Regions from separate parts of the Homo sapiens genome. Here region 1 is linked to region 2. The links are chromatin loops, found by intact Hi-C in ENCODE. Cell type or tissue: gastrocnemius medialis. All regions are shown on one strand. Links, peaks and the distances in the headings refer to the core of each region. The heading gives the core; the rest is flanking DNA. Region 1 overlaps ADAMTS2 (ADAM metallopeptidase with thrombospondin type 1 motif 2). Region 2 overlaps ADAMTS2 (ADAM metallopeptidase with thrombospondin type 1 motif 2).

Evidence for each region. Hi-C counts contacts between places; a loop is a spot of excess contacts. Peaks named below come from ENCODE experiments on the same cell type or tissue, not always from the same donor. Only the 100,000 strongest peaks of a DNase experiment are listed, where the experiment ranks them.
Region 1: it touches region 2 in a loop (2.4-fold over the local background); 8 of 110 quality-filtered maps call a loop at or near these places.

What each region holds. Positions count from the first base shown.
Region 1 is chr5:179,317,323-179,327,216 of GRCh38, forward strand. The region is part of intron 2 of ADAMTS2 (ADAM metallopeptidase with thrombospondin type 1 motif 2); the gene reads right to left. Among named protein-coding and RNA genes, the nearest start is that of ADAMTS2, 23 kb to the right of the region's middle. RefSeq lists an enhancer at 2,716-3,215. In gastrocnemius medialis, for the core only: no CTCF peak of the experiment used is centred there; DNase peaks (open chromatin) are centred at 5,229 and 8,989; H3K27ac peaks cover 819 bases.
Region 2 is chr5:179,261,597-179,271,490 of GRCh38, forward strand. All of the region lies in intron 3 of ADAMTS2 (ADAM metallopeptidase with thrombospondin type 1 motif 2), which reads right to left. Among named protein-coding and RNA genes, the nearest start is that of ADAMTS2, 79 kb to the right of the region's middle. RefSeq lists enhancers at 2,774-3,669, 3,670-4,563. In gastrocnemius medialis, for the core only: no CTCF peak of the experiment used is centred there; DNase peaks (open chromatin) are centred at 4,225, 5,825 and 8,295; H3K4me3 peaks cover 498 bases; H3K27ac peaks cover 1,175 bases.

The DNA.
Region 1 (9,894 bases), core at 994-8,993, 56 kb after region 2:
TATGGTAACACAATATCACACATCTCATCCAAGCCTGCTCGGACGCTGCCCTTCTGACCCCGATTCCTGTCACCAACACAACAGGAAAGGAGCTTGAAGACCCAGGAGGCCACAGCACAGTTCCTCGTGGAGGGAGAGAGATGCGAGCAGGTGGGCGGAGGGTGCACTCATGAGACTTCTATAAGCACGGACCCAGAGGCCATCCCAGCGACACTGTGTGGGGACTCCTGCACCTCTTCCTGCTGCCCAGACCATGGGTGGCCAGCAGCACTGCAGTGTTGGTGTAATCTATGTCCCCCGGATGGCCAGCGGGCACAGAGCATATGTGTGCTGAGGGACACATGCCCCACACAAACGCCCCCACATGTGCATCGCATACATCACCCACACACACACGTGTACATTTCAGCACGCGTCTAGGGGAGGTTAGCGTGCCAGCACCAGCTGAGACTCCCTGGCCAGACTCATCGCCAGCTGGGGAGAGTGGAGCAGACGTACAGGATGGAGGGTAGAGGTGGGGCTGGTCCACAGTGAGGGAGGGAGGCAGGTGTAGACTGGGCCAGGGAAAGGTTCTGGAAACCCAGACTGAAGGTTCCCTGGGGTCCCTGGGGCTCATCCAGGGCTGGGGTGGAGCCGGGACATGAGGAACGGGCAGTGATGAATCTGAAGCCCTGCTGGTCAGCAGAGCCTCCACCTGCACGTCCTCCCCAAAGGTCAGGCAGGCTTCACCCTGGCCACGTCTCTACCCTGGCCATTAGCAAAGAGGCCCCCCTTGGACCAGGAGGAACACAGCAGGCCAGCCCTCCTGCCCTTCCCATCCAAGGCTCCAGCCACTCTCATGGAGACTCTGAGCTGAGACACTCCCAGCAGAAAGGGTCATTTATCTCAGAGCTTAACTAGCCCCTTCCAATTAGTGAGGAATAAAATGGCAGCATTTACTCTGAAGAACTGCGATGCGAGAGTATTAATTAAATGCGCTGCCGCTGAGCCTCAGCACACAGGAGGCTGAGCCCTCATTAAAAAGGCATGAGACTAAAGCAAGACAGGGAGGAGAGGCGGGGCCAGCTAGACAGGGGATGGGGAGAGAAGGAGATGCCGGGCGGGGCGGGGACAGCCAGGGACGGCCACAGCTGCCCTGCCAGGAGGGACAGGGCCCACTGCAAAGTGGGACAGCTGCTTCTAGCCCTCTCACAAGAAGGCTGGTGGGGAAGAAGCCAAGCACACGCAGAGGGTGCTCCCGCACACCCCTCGCCTCCGTCTTTTTGGAATCTTGACAGTTAGAAGACGACAAGGGCCACTGTCCAGTGGCTGGCATTTGTCCCCATGAGACCACAGAGAGGCAGAGGACAGCTCCTTCTCAGACCAGGGCAGGTGGGGCAATGCCAAGGCCCCCTCGGCTCAGGATGGAGCTGAGCCTCCCCAGGATGACTCCCCTGGGGGAAACACTGATGTCGCTGTTTGAGCGTTGAGACGTTGGGGCCTGGCCTCTGAGAGGCGGGGCCCCGAAGGGTCTTCCAGGAAGGTCAGACCCCAGCCCAAAAGCAGCAGGCCTGGGCCACAAAGAGAGCTGGTCCCTGGGCCAGAAAGCCCTCTTCCACCATGCACTCTGGGCAAGGGGCGTGTGTGCCATTAGGAACACAGCTGCACGCTATTTCTCTCCTGTCTTCCTCCAGCTGAAGATTTCACACAGCCCTGTTATGACTGAGGGTTCCCAACAGCTATTCCCTCAACACACAGGCCCCCACACACATGCATGTGCACTCATGCACTCCCACATGCAGCATGCATGCACCCACATACAAATGTCCATACGCATCACATGCACCACGTGTGCACTCACACGCAGGCGTCACACAGGCACCATGCAGACGCATGCACACACACATCACTCATATGTGCATCTCCTGTGACACATGCATCACATACACATGTCCACACATGTGCACTACACACAAGTACACACATGCACCAGAAAAATGCCCCATGCATGTGCATGGCAGACATTACCCACACATACACATGTGCATCGGTCATACATGTGTATCATATGCAGGTATCATATGTACAGGCATGCAGTGCACACATGCATGCATCAAGCACATGCATTATACATGCACACGCCCACACATGTGCACACATGCATGACACTCATGCACTCACACATGCCTCACATTTGCACACATGCATCACTGACGTGCTCACACATCAGCCACACACATGCACTCACTCACACCCTCCTGCTGCTCCCAGCCTCACTGCCTGCTTGCTTACTTTCCCAGTTCCTGCCACTACCTGAGAAGGTGTTTATTTGGCCTTTTGCTTATTGTATGTCTCTACCACCTCATCCTACCCCTCCCAGCCCTCCCCATCCACACTCAACCAGTAGAATAGAAGCCTCTCCCCTCTGTTGAGGCAAAAAGCTGTGACCCTCTTTTCACCCAGAAACCACAGGAAGCATGCGTGCAGACTGGACTCAGCCTTCACCAGCCCCCGCAGTCATTACGCCTGGCTCCCCAGCACCCAAACCCAGGTCCCCACTGGTCAGCACGTTCACACCCAGCCTGCCACATCTCCGGCCTGGCCCACAGAATGCCTGGTCCCAGACTCCTAATGTAGGAAGACTGCCCTGCCTGATCTCAAGGCTTGCTTCTCTGCATTCAGGCCACTCCTGCTGCCCAGCCTGACGGCTCCTGGAGCAGCCGGTGATCAGTCAACCTCCCCAGCCTTCTGTTTGCCTTGCAGAGCCAGCCGACTCCCAGGAGAGCTGTAGAGGCTGGTCAGCAGCCTCACTGTCCCTGCCCTGCCTGGTGAGGGAAGGGAGGCCACGGAGGAAATTCCCTCCCGCTCCATGTCTGCCTCGTGTCCTTCTCTCTCCTGCTGTGCTCCTGGGCAGCAGCTCCCTCCTCCAGCCTTCCAGGTCTCCCAATCCTGGCCCCAGCCACTTCCTTGGGAACCCTAAGCCTGCCTGGAGTCCACCCTCCTCCATTTTTTTGGGTTTTTTTTGAGACGGAGTCTCGCTCTGTCACTCAGGCTGGAGTGCAGTGGCACGATCTTGACTCACTGCGAGCTCCACCTCCTGGGTTCACACCATTTTCCTGCCTCAGCCTCCTGAGTAGCTGAGACTACAGGTGTCCACCACTACGCCTGGCTAATTTTTTTTTTTTTTTTTGTATTTTTAGTAGAGACGAGGTTTCACCATTTTAGCCAGGATGGTCTCAATCTCCTGACCTTGTGATCCGTCCACCTCAGCCTCCCAAAGTGCTGGGATTACAGGCATGAGCCACTGTTCCTGGCCCACCCTTCTCCTTCTGATAGCACAGCCCCTGTGTCACTCAGGAACCAGCTCTCATCCCTGCGTCACCAGTGGGCAAGGAGGGCACATGACCCAGCCTAGGCCAGGTAGAATACGTTGTCATCTGACTACATGAACATAGCTCAGGGATGAGGACTTGCCACAAGGTATTCCATGAAGTTAAATCCAGGAACTATTGCTGGAATTGTTGGAAAGGAAAAGCTGTTTCCCCCGGGTTGTTGCCCTGTGAGGAGGTAATGCAGCAGCTGCCTGCATCCATTTTTCTGCCTCAGAGAAGAGCAGGCCTGAGAGTGAAATCGACACAGAGGAGAGCAAAGCCAAGGGTTGGGGATGTGGGAAAAAAAACAACTGAAAATTTATTTGGGCACCTGGATCCAGCCACACCTGAAGCTAGATAGTTCTAGATATTTTTCTTTTTGCAGATTAACCAATAAGTTTTTTTTTCTTTTTTCTGAAGCCACTTTTACTTGGATTTCCAACACTTGAGGAATAACACCTGACTAATACACTCTCTCTTCTATAGCTTCAAACTCTCCATCTCCCGGATCCTCATCCTCGGTCCCTGAGCAAACTCAAGCCACCTAAAATCCTCTGTGCTCGAGGCAGGGCCACACACACATCTACACAAGCGCACACGTAAACACTGCACTCACATCTAAGACTGCACACCCTCCGCAGCTGATGTCTGCCCCACCGCAGCATGTGTGCCATGCGCACCAGCTTCCCTCCACTCCCTTGCCTCTCACTGGCCCCTCACCTGGTCAGTCTAGCTTCCACCAACTCCCCAGCGACCCTGCAAAGCCCCCTCTTGGCTGCTGGGCCTGATGCCCCCTGCCATCCCAATTCCCTGAACCCCCTCCTCTTGAACCTCTCTCATCCTTTAGCAGGTGGGCAGCCCCGCTCCTAAGACTCCACTGCCTCCTCCACTTGTCTGCACATGGTGGGGGGCCAAGGAGCACTTCCTTCCCCTTCTGCCTCCCTCTTCCTTTGGTGCCCGCCCACCCACCCTAGGATGTGGAATCCACAGCCCTCCATACAGAGCGCTCCCAACCCGAATTCTACCCAGACCTTGCCCCTGCACCTAGGACCTGCATTTCCAGCTGCCAGACTCCTTCCAAGAGACAGCCCCAGTGACAAACCCTCTCTCCAAGCTACCCTTCCTCTCTACCACCCATCTGTGCAAGTCAAAAGCTGGGGAGTGCTTTTCCTCAGCCTCTCCCTCAGCCCCCAGGCCCACAGACCCAAGTGCCTGGAGATCCCGGCCTCTCCATGTTTCCTGAGTAGATTATGCTGCCTCTATTGAAAGATGTTCCGGCAGAACACTGGATGATCCAGAAATATTTCCATTATATGTGGCATGGGCAGAGGCAGATCACAAAGGGAAGGTACAATACGACCCTTTTGTCATTAAGTATGTTTACACATATGTGCATGGACGTGGGAGACACACAAAAATGTTGAAAGCTAATGGCACTGCAGGGATTTCCATTTTCTCCTTTTGGCTTATTTCTGCATTCTGTTTTATATGAAGGCACATACGACAGTTTTTAACTTAAAGACAGGACAAAAAGTTGCCAGCCATCGTGAGTCACCCCAGGACTGCCGGTGCTGGGAATGCCAAAATCTGATGGGACCCAGCGCAGGTGGGGAGAGGAGCAGAGGATGCACCCACGGCCCGTGCCTTCTTTGAATCAGTCCTCACGGGGCCATCTCAAGGTGGAGACTCTGAAAGTGCAGAGAAGTGAAATAACCCGCCCATGGTCACACAGGAGGGAGTGCAGGGTCCAGTTCTCCCTCCCCCACCCAGGTCCGCACTACAGGCTCTGATCCACGCCCTCCCTTGAGGACAAACCCTGAGCCACGCTGGGTCCTCCCGCAGGCCCTGAAATAGAGCTTCATTGCCACATCAGACACCGGGAGACGCGAGGAGGCCGTGAGCCAATTCCAGATGACTTGTCAAGGCTGCGCCAGCCACAGAGTCAGGGAAGCCTCTGGCTGCCTCTGTAATATAAGAACCAGGACTGAAGGCCCCTCTGGGAGGGCACTAGACGAGGGCCTCGGCAGCTCCGCAGGCAGGTGGGGCCCAGGCCAGGCGGGACAGAAACCCAAATGTGGCGATGCAAACTGGACAGAAAGAGGCCTCTCTGGGCTGCGGCTCCCTCACTCGGGGCCTGACGGTACCAGGGGGAGTTAATCTCTCACACACAAGCTGGCGCCAGACCCCTAACTGCAGGTGTCCCTAAGGAGAGGTGCCTGGCAAGTCCTCTCCTGGGAGTGGACGCTCTCCTCCTGAGCACGGTGTGGAAGCAGGGCCGTGCCCAGCATGGGTGCGTGAGGACTGGATCCTGCCTGCAGACAGGACTGGCGGGAGGCAGAACTTGAGCTGCCTAGGACTGAGGCCACTCCAGAGCCAAGACTGACAGTCTCCACAAAACCAAGGAGCCCTCACCTGTCTCATGGCTGGCAGGGGCTGCACAGGAAGTGACAGAGGCCTGGTGCCCTCGAGAGGCAGGCACCGAGCCAGCCAGTGTCAGGGAGCAGGTCTGCACATCTGATGGAAAATCCATCCGTGGTCCCCCTTCTGACAGGCCTTTGGCTGCCTTCCCTTCTAAATAGCTGCGAAGGGAAATGGCCTGGCAGAAGGAAAGACAATGGGGCCCCAGGGGCAGCAGTCCAGGAGGGCCTGGGCCCCCCACCCTCCAGCTGTAGGACTCCCAAGCTAAGGACAGAGAGAATACTTTGGGGAGGAGAAAGAAGCAGACACCAGGCTTCGTGGCAGGTGTCAGCATGGCTGAGGGCAGGCAGAACAGCCGCCAGCTTGATCTGGACACCTGGTCCTGCCACAGGCCACAGCACTTGCCAGGGGCCGTTGGGACCTGTCACTGCCCTGTGGGAGCTCCCTGGAGAGTTCTTAACCTGGGCTCCATAAACTGGGAAAAGAGAACACTTCAACTTCATCTTTACTAACTGGGAACTGAAAGCTGCCATTCCCTTCAACTCTGGAGAGAGGCAGCAACCCCAGACTTAACAGCACCTGCGCCCGTCAGGGCAGAAATCACAGGCTTCGGCAACTGTCAGCACCGCTGCTGCAGACCAGACCAAATGGTGTTTACACTCAGCACAACTTAAATTATAGAGGCTGTAAGATGCACTCCTAGGTCTTATTATTTAATGCATCAATTAAAAGCACACAAAAAAGTTTTACATGAATGTTCCTGGCAGCATTATTCACAAGAGCTAAAGGGTGGAAACAACCCAATCCATCAACCCATGAGTGGATTTAAAAAACTGTGGTACATCCATGCAATGGAATCATATCTTTCCATCCAAAGTAATGAAGCTCTGATGCATGCTGCAACCTAGATGAACCTTGAAAACATTATGCTGAGTGAAAGAAGCCAGACACAAAGGGCAAATATTGTGTGATTCATTTATACTAATGAAATGCCCAGAACAGGCAAATCTATACAGGCAGAAGGTAGGTCAGTGGTTGCCTAGGCCTGGGAGGACGGGGTAATTGGGGGTTACTAAAGGGTCTGGGGTTTCTTTTCAGAGTCTTGAACATGATCTAAAATTGTGGTGATGGTTGCACCATTCTGTGAACATACTAAAGCCATTCATTGAATTTTACGTTATAAGTTGGTAAAATACATAGTATGTGAATTATGTCTCAATAACATTATTATCAAAAATGTGTAAGGTATAATAATGATTAAAAATTTTAAAAGCATGTGTATGTTGATAGCTTTATTTTTCTCTTTTTTTTTTTTTTTGAGACAGAGTCTCACTCTATAGCCCCAACTGGAGTGCAGTGGTGCGATCTCAGCTCACTGCAACCTCCACCTCCAGGGTTCAAACAATTCTCGTGCCTCAGCCTCCTGAATAGTTGGAACTACAGATGCCCGCCACCACGCCCGGCTAGTTCCTTGTATTTTAGTAGAGGCAGGGTTTCACCATGTTGCCCAGGGTGGTCTCAAACTCCTGAGCTCAGGCCATCCTCCTGCCTTGGCCTCCCAAAGTGCTGGGATTATAGGCGTGAGGCACCATGCCTGGCCGATAGCTTTATTTCAATCAGATTTATTTCCTTTGTATTTTGTAGTGTACACTAAACACATTATTTTGATCAGGGGTCCATGGGCCTCACCAGGCTGGCAGGAGGGTTCACGACATGGAACAGCTGTGCTAACTACCAGGACAGAAGACAGGAAGGTTTGCTGGAAGAGGGGTGATGAGAAGTTGGCCAGGCCTATGGGGTTCCCAGCATTCAGGCAAAAGCCCAGAGGTCCTCAGGGACCCCCCCACTGTCTGCTCTGCTAATGCAAAGCCCATGAGGCCCAAGGAGTCTCAGCTTCTTCAGCCACCCGATCACACCCCGACACACACTAGGCCCTGGTTCCTTCAAGTCCTTAGGTCATTTTCAGATTCAACTTCAGCCAAGACAAATGGTCCCCTCCTGCACCTGCCACAGGCACTGTTTCCAACGTGGGCAGAGTTGACAGTTGATGGGTGTGTGTGATCTTTCGGAGCTCCTGTCCCAGGCCCACAGGATGAACGGGAAGGTGGACATGGTGGGTAGAGCAAGCAGGAAATGATGATGGTCAGGAGGGGCCTTGAATGCTGGTTCTGGGGGCCTGTGCTTTACCCTCAAAGTGGAGGAGCCATGGGGAGCATTTCGGGTGGGGCACGGAAGGGAGACCGCGTGCTTATCATGGGCAGCTGGAAGGGAGTGGGAGAAACGGGGGCAGGGAGAAGACAGGGCAGATGTCCTGGAGACAGAAGGCAATGGGGACCCATAGCTCCTCCTGACACATCAGCCTGGCTTTCCTCTGGGGCCCATCCTCTCCCCGACCCACTCCCAGAGGGTCAGAGGACAGACGCCAGCCCTGGAGCCACAGCAGTCCTGTGACGAGGCCTGGCCAGCCGAAGTCCTGCTCCGCTGTCCTGGCCATAGTGATTTGCCTGAAGCATGTGACCCAACCTGAGCCAGTGAGAACTCACCACTGGGCTCTCCCAGAAACCCTCGGGGAACCTGGGCCTCTCTCTGCCGGGCGGCTGGTGCACTGCCCAGGCAGGACCCACGGGGAGGGCGGCTGAGCTGAAACCGTGCGGGAGGCCTGGGCTGCCGCCCTGAGCCCCGCATTCCCCCTTTGGCCCCAGCCGCTTCTGCCCCGGTTTTCTGTCACTTGCAGTCACAGGAGTGTGGACCTGGGGATGGCCTGTGGGAGGGACAGGGGCACAGGCACCAGCTGCACAGGTGTGGATGGGAGGACAGGAGCGAGGCCAGCCGCCTCTGGGCCACACCCTCCGGATTCACTCCCAAAGGAGAACGGCCAGGCGGCCAAGTCCTCCCAGCTGAGGGGTGCGGAGGAAGGGATCAGAGCGCTCCCCCAACAAAGGCTGCCTCTCCGTCCTGCACATCCCCTCGCCACACTGACCTCCATTTCCCTTCTTGGGGCCTGCCCGCCACGAGACTCTTCTCCCATTCCAGACTGGAAATCTTTTCCGCATCTTGACTAATTGTTTTCAGGTGGGAAGGATTTGGTGGAGAAATGGCGTTTGTGTGTGCGTGTGTGTGTGTGTGTGTGTGTGTGTGTGTCCACCCCCAGCCGGGCAGCTGCCCCAGGAATGCTGTATTGGCGGGAAGAGCTAGAGGACCCTTGGCCTCAGCCATGTCCTGAGGGGCTCTCGGTGATGTCAGCGGCTCCTGGCCTCTTCCAGTAAACATCTGTTCTTATTCTGACCCAGGAATTCCATTTCAGAACAGTAACGGCCTCCACTGGCAACACATCCCAGGCCGGTGATGCCTGGGGCAGGGAGAGCATCCTACCCCGGCCTGTGCCCCGCCCCCGGCCCCGCCCCCCACTCCCATGCCCGCCCAAGCCCCGCCCACAGAGCTCTCAAAAGGGACAAAATCTGCACCTGGCTCCGTGTGTCCAAGCGCTTTCACACTGTGGTCCCTCCTAGCAGCGCCATCAGGAAAATATGATCTTGTAGTAACAGGCCCTTCGCTGCTCAGTGCTGGCCCTCGCTTCATTTAATCCTCATCATAACCCACCAGAGTAGTTACCGTCATCAGCTTTTACCTTTCACAGATGAGAAACAGGAGGCTCGCTCGCCCAGGGAGGGAGGGAGCAGAAAACCAAGCCCACGTGTTGGAGCGAGATCGCGTCTGACTCCAGCGCACGGGACCTTGCAGGGGCTGATGGCCAAAAACTGAAGTCATGGGAAGGAGAGGGAGAGGGAGAGGGAGAGAGAGGGGAGGAAGAAATGACCGTTCCAAAGCCCATGCAGCACTCATCTCAAAATAAGAGAAACTCTCAGGTGCCTACACAGGGAGTGAATGCGCGTGAAGCCCGCCAGGGTAATGATAGGGAGCAGCAGAGACTCCCAAGGCACCTGGAACTGTGGGACCCTTCTAGAGGGTTCCATCCTTGCTCAGCTCTAGCCCTCCAGCACATAGGCCCGGCAGATTTCCTGGTTCTCAAGAGAAACTGGAAATCTTGAGCTTTGTGAGAAATTTTCAAACACTGGAAAAGCCAAACAAAACTCATCTGTGGGTGGACATGGCCCGTGGCCCACCA
Region 2 (9,894 bases), core at 1,113-9,112:
CAAGAGAGTTTGCACCAGGAGCAGGGAGCATTCCAGCTGTCTCGGGCAGCTTTTGTGTGGGGAACAGCTGGTAGCGCTGCCTGCGGCCCCTTGGGGTGGACAGGAAGGCTCTGCCTGCAAAGGCCTAGAGGCAGCCACACACCCTGCCCTGCACACTCCTAAGTACGTGCAGGCCACAGTTCCTGCATCCATTCATCCCGGCCAGTCTGGGGTCCCTCCCCACAGTGGCAGGCAAGGGGAAGCTGGACCGGTCCTGCTAGACAAACAAGGATGCACACACGTCCATGGGACCCCAAACCTCACACTGTCCCTGACAGCCCGCCCCACAGAGCACAGCCTCTGCCTCCCGGAGCAAGAGGAGGTGGCAGTGCATCCCAGGGCCTGGCTGCCTGTGGGGCTGCATTGGGGGCTCCTGCCCCCGCCCCGTGAGTCTGGGAACACATGGGTCTTGGCCTTGGCACCTTCTTTCCTGGGAAAACACCTCCCTCTGGGCCAGGGCAGTGCAGAGCAGTGGAAGCGGGCAGCTGTGGAGTCAGAGTGATGGGTGCCAATTCTGACTCCTGCACGTGGCCCAGACCACCTAACCTGCCACCCCCACCAGCACACCTGCCCGGCCACCCCCACCAGCACACCTGCCCGGCCAGCCTCAGGCCACCAGCCAGCCTCCCAGCCACGTGACCTCTCAGGGGCAGGATGTGTCCTTGATTCCTTCCTTCACACCACGTCCCGGAAGCTCCACCTCAAACTCATCCTGAACCCACTGCCTCCACCGCCATCTGTCACCGGGACTCCTCCCTGCTTCCACACCGTCCACCGAAAACCCTCCAAAGGCCTCCACCGCACAGGGAATGAATTCTCACCCCGTACCGTGACCGTCCCTTCAAAGCGATGAGTGCCACCCATCCCTCCCGGCCCTGCACGCCTCCCACTCCCCCATTACGTCCTCAGTTCCAGGTACTAGCTCTTCCTTCTGCCCCTTGGTCACGCTGCGGTAACTCCAGCCTCAGGGCTCCTGCATGTGCTGTTCCCTCTGCCTGGAACACCCTTCCCAGGGCTGGGCTTTCCCATCATCACCAACCTGGGGCGCCTCCCTCCCTTACCTGCCTTCTCACGCTGCCCTTTCACCCCGTTTTACTTTGTTCACAGGATTCTCCACTGTCTGCGAGCATCTGCTCACCAGGTCTCCCCTGCGGGGCTGTGAGCCCAGAGAACAGGGACTCGATCGGGTTCCTCCGCTGCTACAGCCCCAGCACCCAGTCCTGTCAGACACATGGTGGACACATAGCAAGAACGTGACGAGTGAATGCAGGAAAATACACTTGTGGCAGCAGGCAAGGTGCCCTCTCTGAGCCTCAGTCTCCCCCTAAGCAGTAGAGCTGCTAATGCTATTATTCCCCCATGATTTGGGGAGCAGTATTATTCCCCCATGATTTGGGGAGCAGTATTATTCCCCCATGATTTGGGGAGCAGCATTATTCCCCCATGATTTGGGGAGCAGCATTATTCCCCCATGATTTGGGGAGCAGCATTATTCCCCCATGATTTGGGGAGCAGCATTATTCCCCCATGATTTGGGGAGCAGCATTATTCCCCCATGATTTGGGGAGCAGCATTATTCCCCCATGATTTGGGGAGCAGCATTATTCCCCCATGATTTGGGGAGCAGCATTATTCCCCCATGATTTGGGGAGCAGCATTATTCCCCCATGATTTGGGGAGCAGTATTATTCCCCCATGATTTGGGGAGCAGCATTATTCCCCCATGATTTGGGGAGCAGCATTATTCCCCCATGATTTGGGGAGCAGCATTATTATTGAGCATTAATGAACCCGCATGGCATTCAGGTGCCCGGCCTTTTCCCAACCAGACCAGCGCACCAGCCACCTCTCCACACAGGCCCAGTGCCCAGGTCACCTCCTGTCCTGTCCTGCAGGCTCTCTCTGGGTGTGCCGACAGTTTGGGATGGGAGGCGTGGGAGGCGTGAGCTGCGCTCCTGGCCGGGTTCTCTACCAGCTGTGCTCGTGGCGCAGCCCACACCTCACGGCAAGCCCCAGCCAAAGGGACCAAGTCAAGAGCTCTGAGAGACATCCCAGCCGAAGAATCCAGCCCTTGTCCCAAACGTGTGTGTGCACAGGCACACGAAAGAAGGTGAGACAGAAGGAGAGAAAAATGAAGCCAGAGAGCAGGAGAGAGAGAAGACAGACGCCAGCACGCCCATCTGACTGCGCGACCTTTCCCCGCTCAGAGCTCCTTCAGGGCCCAGAGCACAGCGCTGCCTAGGATTAATTTCAAAGAGAAACGGGTCAAAGAAAATTGGAAATTTTTATAGAAAATATTTCAGGCTTGGAGCTGGCTGAAGTGTCTGCCAACCTGCAGAGAATTCTGAGAGGAGATGGGGCCTGTGGTCAGAGGCCTCCGGCTGGCACAAACTGGCAGAGTTTGGACCTCGGACCCAAATGCAGTTTCTGAGCCAGGCCTGTCCTCGCTGCTGCTGGGGAAGAGCTTCCTGTCCCCTTCAGATGTCCCTACAGCTGCCTCTGCAGCCCTGATGCTGGTACCCAACGCCTCTCACCTGTCGCCCCACCCCTCTCTATCCCCAAGAGGCCTCTGTCTAGGGACCCACTATGGGATGCAGTCCCTTTGTCCCCATTATGCAGGGTGCCCATGTCTCTTTCACCGTCATCCATGGGGCAGCCAGGGCATGAAGGAAGCCTCACCTGGGTCCCAAGCAGGTCCCACTGCTCCTTGCCCAAACTTCACCCCAGCCAGCAGGCTCCTACATCCAAGGCACAGATGTCACAGACATGAAAAGATGCCCTGGACACATGCCTCTCTCCCAGAAGCCTGCCTCTGCCATGCTGGGGACCTGAAAAGAGGGGGCATGCCCAGCCCACAGTTGCTGATCAAACGCCAGATGCCCCCGTGAGCAGATCACAGCTTCACCCCTGAGCCGTGTACTGTCTGCATGCCAGGGACTGTTACCTTGTGCAAAACCCGAAAAGCTCTTTGGAGGACATTCCCAACACAGATCCAAGGGAAGGAAAGAAAGTATCAATTCACTGTGTCTGTGGAAGATGGCGAGGCAGAGGAGGGAAAGGGGACGGAGAGCAAGTGTCGCAGTGAGCACTGGGCAGGCGCCCTGTGCCCTGCGTAATTCCAGCAGCCCCTGTGCCACTGCACCCAGGTACAGTGGAGATCTCAGCACCCAGGTTCTGAGATCCTGAGGGGCTGGGTGAGCTGCTCTGGGCCCCTTAGTGAGCCAGAACAACAGCATGTCGGGTGGAGCTGAGCACACTGACCCCTGCACCAACAGCAGCATGCTGGGCGGAGCTGAGCGCGCTGACCCCTGCACCAGCGCTGACCCCTGCACCAACAGCAGCATGCCGGGCGGGGCTGAGCACACTGACCCCTGCACCAACAGCAGCATGCCGGGTGGGGCTGAGCACACTGAACCCTGCACCAAACTGCCCGCTGCCCACCCCACTCACCCACCTAGTGCTGGAAGCATCTGTGGGAGCAGCCCTAATGCAGCTCCTCAGAACCACTGGCCGGTCTTCCAGAACTGTCCCCTGCACTCGAGTTGGGGCTGCAGCCAAGCCAGGGCCAAGGCCACCATCCTCCGGGTCAGGCTTGTCACCTGCCCACGGTGCTCCACCAAAGATCCAGGCCCTTGCCAGCCACATTTACCTGGTCGGCTCCACCCCTGAACCAGAAACCATGTCGGGAGGGGAGAGGTGGCGGGGGAAGGGCAAGCCTGAGACTCAGGGACTAAATTTATGTCGGAGGCACAGGGGAGTTGCTGCGCACGTGGGGGCTGTCAGGCGGAGTGCCAGGCCCAGACGCCGTGGAGGGGGAGCACACCCTGGCACGTCTCCACTGTGGAATAAGGGGGGCCCAGCCCTCGCTGGGGCTGCAAGCCTCGCTTCTGCCTTCACAGCCCAGGGGGTGGGAAGCACCCACAGGGCAGCGCTCTGAGCAGCAGACTCCAGCCAGAGAGCCAGCCAGGCCCGGGAGCTGGCCCCTCCTGCTCTCCCCGGCTGACCCCAGGCAACTCCAGCCTCGGAGAATGTGCAGCCTCGGCTTTCCCAGCGCCGGCCCCCGCCCACCCCTTCCGCGTGGGCCACATCACCGCGCTGGCATCTCCAACAGCCATCCCAAGGGCCCGGTCTGCACGAGGACAGGAGCGCCGCGGCGTCTGCCAAGGGTGCGCTCAGCCCTGAAGCACGCCTCCCGGAGCCGCCTCGGGTTTCACAATCAGTGCTTCTCCCTGGGTTTCCCGGGGCCTGGGCTGCAGGCTCAGCTCCAGGGTGGAAAGAGAGGATGAGCTGAGAAGACTCCAGGGATCCAGCGCCGAGGCGCTGAACTCAGTGAGTCGGCAACAGTGGCTTGGCAGGGCCCAGGCTGACCAGGGTATGAGAGAGAGCACCTATCACCACGCCAGAGGCCCTGGCCTCAGGGGTCTGGGGAGTCACTTGGGAAGTGCCCGGTTGGAGACACAGAGACAGGTCTGGGCACAAGACGCTGGCCAGGTCCAGGGCTCACCCTGCAAATCCAGCCAAAGCCCTCTCTCCATTCTCCCTTAGGACCCAAGGTTCAACACTTAGACATGTCAGCTGAATCATGACCCCCGGACGTCCATGTCCTAATCCCCCAAAACTCGTGAGCATTACCTTATATGGCAGAAGAGACTTTGCAAATGTGTTTAAATCAGGGGTCTTGAGATGGGGAAAGTAACCTGGATGGTCCCAGCGGGCCCTAAATGTTATCACAAGTGTCCTTCTAAGAGGGAGAGCTGGCTATAGAAGAGGAGAAGCCACGTGACCAGGGAGGCAGAGACTGCAGCAATGTTGCCACAAGCCAAGGAACGCCAACAGCCCCCAGGAGCTGGGAGGGGCCAGGAATGGATTCTGCCCTGGGGCCTCCCGAAGGAACCAGCCCTGCCAGCACCTTGATCTTAGCCCCTAAAATCCTATTTCAGAGTTCTGAGCTCCCGAACTGTGAGGAATGCAGGTGTGCTGTTTTAAGCCATTAAGGTGTGGGTAACCTGGTACAGCAGCCACAGGAAGCTGAGATGGACGTCGACAGCTACAGGGCAGAAAGGCTCTCTGACCTGGCATTCAGCAAATTGGCACCCCCCAACAAAGCACACGGCCCTCCTGCCCCATCCTGGGCCCCCCAGCCCCCACCTGGGCCAAGCCTCACATCCGCTGTGTCAGTGGGGCTGGCTATCTGCTCGCCACTGAATGGATGAGTCTCGCCTGCTCCCCAGTCCTGTGGTCTGACAGAACAGAGCTCCTCTCTCTCTCCTGTGCCATTGCTCCAGCCTCCCCCACCAGCCTCCCTCACACTGCAACCAGTACGAGCTTGCTGAAACACTCAACTCTTTGTGAGACTGGAGGGCGCCATCCCCACCTTGGGTCATTCAAGGCTGCTGCTTCCATGGAGGCTGCCCCACAGCTCTCTGCCTCCAGCCCTGGGCTCTGCACACCCAGGGGGAACTGTCATGCCTGAGGTCCGCCCCCACCCCCGCCGCCCACTCTTCCCCCAGGATCCCCTGCGGCCTGGAAAACTCCTACCCAACTCAAGGCAAAGTCACAGGGTGGAGACTGTGGGTCAGGAGGGGCTCTTCCTGGCCTGGTGGGGAAGGGCTGGCTGTGGGCTGCAGGTGGCAGCCACGCTCAGCCACATGGAGGAGCTGCCCAGTGCCGGCGCTTGTCCTCTGTCTCCTGGAGGGCCTTCCTTGGTGCAGCGAGGCTGAGAGGCTCCCGTGGTGGCGTGCCTCGTCTGCCCGTCAGGGAGGATGCTGCAGCCTGACAGCAGCAGGCAGAGGCTTGGCACCGGCGGTGTCTGGGGTGGAGGCAGCCAAGGTCACTGGCACGTTGCTGTCTGACTTCTCTTCCTTCAGCCCAGCAGGGTGTGTGCACAGCAGCCTGGTAGCAGTTCCCCAGGATGGGAAGCACCTGCCCCTCCTCTGTCCCAAGGCCAGGCCGGGGCGAGCCCCAGGAGAGCAGCCCACAGAGGAGGGCAGAAGATGCTTCTACCTCTGCATCACAGAAAGCATGGGTAGCCAATGGGGGACCGTGTTTTGTTTGGTCTATATAGTGAGCACGGGAGGGGACCCCAGGCATGACAGCTCCCACTGGGTGTGCAGGGCCCAGGGCTGGAGGCAGAGAGCTGATGTGGAGGCTTCTGTGGAAAGAGGGCTTTGTCTGGATTTGCTGGCTGAGCCCTGGACCTGGCCAGCGTCCTTGTGCCAGGACCTGTCTCTGTGTCTCCAACCAGGCACTTCCTGAGTGACTCCCCAGACCCCTGAGGCCTGGTCCTTTCGCATGGTGATAGGGGCTGTCTCTCGTACCCGGGTCGGCCTGGGCCCTGCCAAGCCAGCTGTTGCCGACTCACTGAGCTCAGCGCCGTGGCTGGATTCCTGGAGCCTTCTCAGTTCATCCTCTCATTCCAGAAATTTTAAGCCACATTTTAACATCAGGAAAGTTCACATAAAAAGTCTGATGTCTGGATTTTCTTGATAGGATGTTCAGCTGCACCAGACCCAACTTCTACCAAATTGAGGTCAAGGGAGTTGAGGAGGGTCTGTCCCTCCTTGCAGGGCCTCCCAGACGCCCTGTGCCCATGGCAAGGCCAGGGCTGGACACCACGTGTGGCTGCATTCCCACTGCTGTTTCTTTTTAGTGGAGATGTATTCTTGGTCTCCACGTTTCCATCAAAAGGAGAGAAATGAAAGCCAGGCCAAGGGTGGGTGCAATTATCTTTTTTTCCTCCACTGCTGTCCTTGTTGGCATTGCCTGCCAGGCCCTGCAGGCTCTGAGTTTGCAGCTCTTGTCTTTCTGCAAATGGCACTGTGTGTCTGAAACAGAGACCACATGCTCAACACGTGACTCGGGGTCTTTCTCACTGTGTGGCAACCTTCACAGAGTCCCAAGGTCAGTCTCTGGGAAGCTAAGACAGGCCCTCAGTGTCAGCACAGGGTTGGCTTCTCTGTGCACGTGGTCTTGGAGTCAGCCGCTCCAGGTCCCTTAACGCGGGCGGTGGGGGAGGACTGCCAGGCTGAGACTGGCACTTAGACATGCAGGGAAGAGCTCCCACACGACAGGGTGGAGGGTCCAGTGAGGGAGGCAGCAGGACCAGGGCCTGCCTGGGCTGTGCCTCTGGGCTATATGCCCTGGGGAGGCCTAAGTGAAGCCTACAGTGCTGCTCCTCCGCGTGACCCAGACGGGCGCCTCCCGGGTGTGCTGTGCACTGCGTGGCCAGCCTTGTACGTGAGGGCCATTCACATCCTGTAGCTGGCTGCATGGTGCCCCCAAAGATGCTGGATCCTGATCCCTGCAACCTGAGACGGGTACCTTCTATGGGAAGAAAGGGCTTTGCAGATGTGCTTGCAGTAAGGCTCTTGAGATGAGAAGCCTGTCCTGGATTACTCGGGTGAGTCCTAAATGTAATCAAGGCATCCTTGCAAGAGGGAAGCACAGGGACACGTCAGAAGAGGAGGGGGCGACATGACCCGGGGGCAGAGATTGGCATGATGCAGCCACAAGCCAAGGGAGGCTGGCAGCCCCCAGGAGCGGGGATGGGCCAGAAACAGATTCTCCCCTGGAGCCTCTGGAGGGAGCACAGCCCTGTCCACCCTTGATCTTGGCTCAGTGAGATTCATTTCAGACTTCTGGCCCACAGAGCTGTGAGAGAGGCATTTGTATTAGTCCGTTTTCACAATGCTGATAAAGACATACCCGAGACTGGGCAACTTACAAAAGAAAGAGGTTTATTGGACTTACAGTTCCACATGGCTGGGGAGGCCTCACAATCATGGCAGAAGATGAAAGGCACGTCTCACATGGCAGCAGCCGAGAGAGAGAGAGCTTGTGCAGGGCAACTCCCGTTTTTAAAACCCTCAGATCTCGTGAGACCCACTCACCATCATGAGAACAGCATGGGAAAGACCCACCCCCATGATTCAATCATCTCTCACTGGGTCCCTCCCATAACACATGGGAATTATGGGAGCTACAAGATGAGATTCAGGTGGAGACACAGAGACAAACCATATCAATGTTCCTATTGTTTCAAGCTCCGTGAGGACTCCCTCCTCAACAGTCCCACACAGGATGAGATGCACACACACCAGAGAGGACAATGCCACAGGGTGCCCTGTCCCTGTACCCCAGCACAGTGTCCCTGGACACAGAGCTGGCCTTGGGAAGGGCAGAGAACAGGGATTGGAGATGCCTGTCAGAATGCCTGGGGGGACACCTCAACCACTGCTCCCCAAAAGGCCACCCAGCCTCAGAGCTCGGCCTCCGGTCCTGGCCAGGTTCCCAGGCCAGCAGCACTGAGCAGGACCCTTCTGCCAAGGCCAGCATGGCCAGGGAGGAGAGAAAAGGACCCTCCCCGCTCCCTCACCCCTTGCCCCTCCTAATAACATCCTCTCCCGGGTGTTGCCTAAGCTGCCCAGTGCACACACTCATCCCTGGCCTGTCTGTGAAATGCTTTAAAACCGTCATTTTCTATCCGTTTCCCCCAGGCAATCTGCAATCCAGCAACTGATCTTGGATGACAGAGACTATTAGTGAAAATGATTCCCTGAGGCTCCATGAGTCCCCGAGATCACCCTGAGCAGCCCGTGGGCTTCTCGGGGAAAACAGGACATCCTGAAAAGGAGGCACCCCTGACGCTGCAGGGATATCCTGCCACCCAGACAGATGCCCATCCCCCACTGGGACACCCAGGGCAGGTGTGTCACCTTCCCCGGCAGAACATAAATAGCAGGGTGCTTCACACCCACTTCCAGACGTTGCTTTTGGGGAGGCAGGAAGAAACTGCCAGCCAGCACCTCCTGCCAGCTTCTGCCAGGGCCACACTGATATATCAGGGTTCCCTCAGAATTCACTGGAAGAAAGGGTCCCCTATACACACACACACATACACACACACCCGCACCCAGGTCCTGGAGTTGTGTGCCAGGCAGGCTGTGCCCCTCACTATGCCTGGCCACAGGACACAGCTTTTATGTATCTCCCAGTTGCCACTCTGGGCCCTGAAAAGGCCCAGGCAGATGGAAAGCTGGACGCCTGAGGTCACCGTGGGCCCTCCACCCAGCTCCGGCACTCACTGGGCCTGGTGCCCTTCCAGTCAGTGTGTCGATCTCAGCCCAGGGCCACGTGGGAACGATTAGGTGCATGGCGTGGGAGCTAGCTCACTGAAGGCCCGAGCCCCTCATGCAGGGTCTGCTGACACCAGACAGGAACATCAAGCAAAGGGGACTTGGCCCCAGCCCCAAGTTCTGGGATCCAGACCTATAGCCCCAGGCCCACGCTCACATCCACAGCCTGGGCCCCAGGCCTGGAGCTAAGGCTGGACAGGCTCACCTCCTCCCCGACAGCCCATTACCAAACCCCCACCTTCCAGCCCAGCCTCACCCCTGACCTGGCAGCTGGCCTCACCCAGCGTCTTCTAAGGCCAATGGTTTCTGGGCTTATTCTGAGATTGAAATTCCTTTCCTGTGTTCTGAATTTCAAGTTCTCATTAAAGATATGTGGATTGGGGGTGGGGGTGGAGGGAGGATTCAGCAGAAGATGCCAAACACCAGCAGAAGCCCAGAAAATAAGGCAAGGCCGGCCAGGCTGTGGGGGAAGGGCTGCCATGTTCAGGAAGACAAGCACCATATGGAATCTGGGATCAGAGACATGGCCAAGGGCACGTGGCCAGCTCACCTCGCCTGAGCAGAGGCCCCCAGAACCACCCTGAATCTTCCAGGAGAGGCCAGCCAGAAGCACCAAGCCCACAGCACAAGTGACCAGCCCCTGAGCTCTCGGGGACACAGGGGTTGCTAATGCCACTGGGCTTGCCCGACAGCAGCTAGCTAGCAAGGAGCAAAGCTGGGG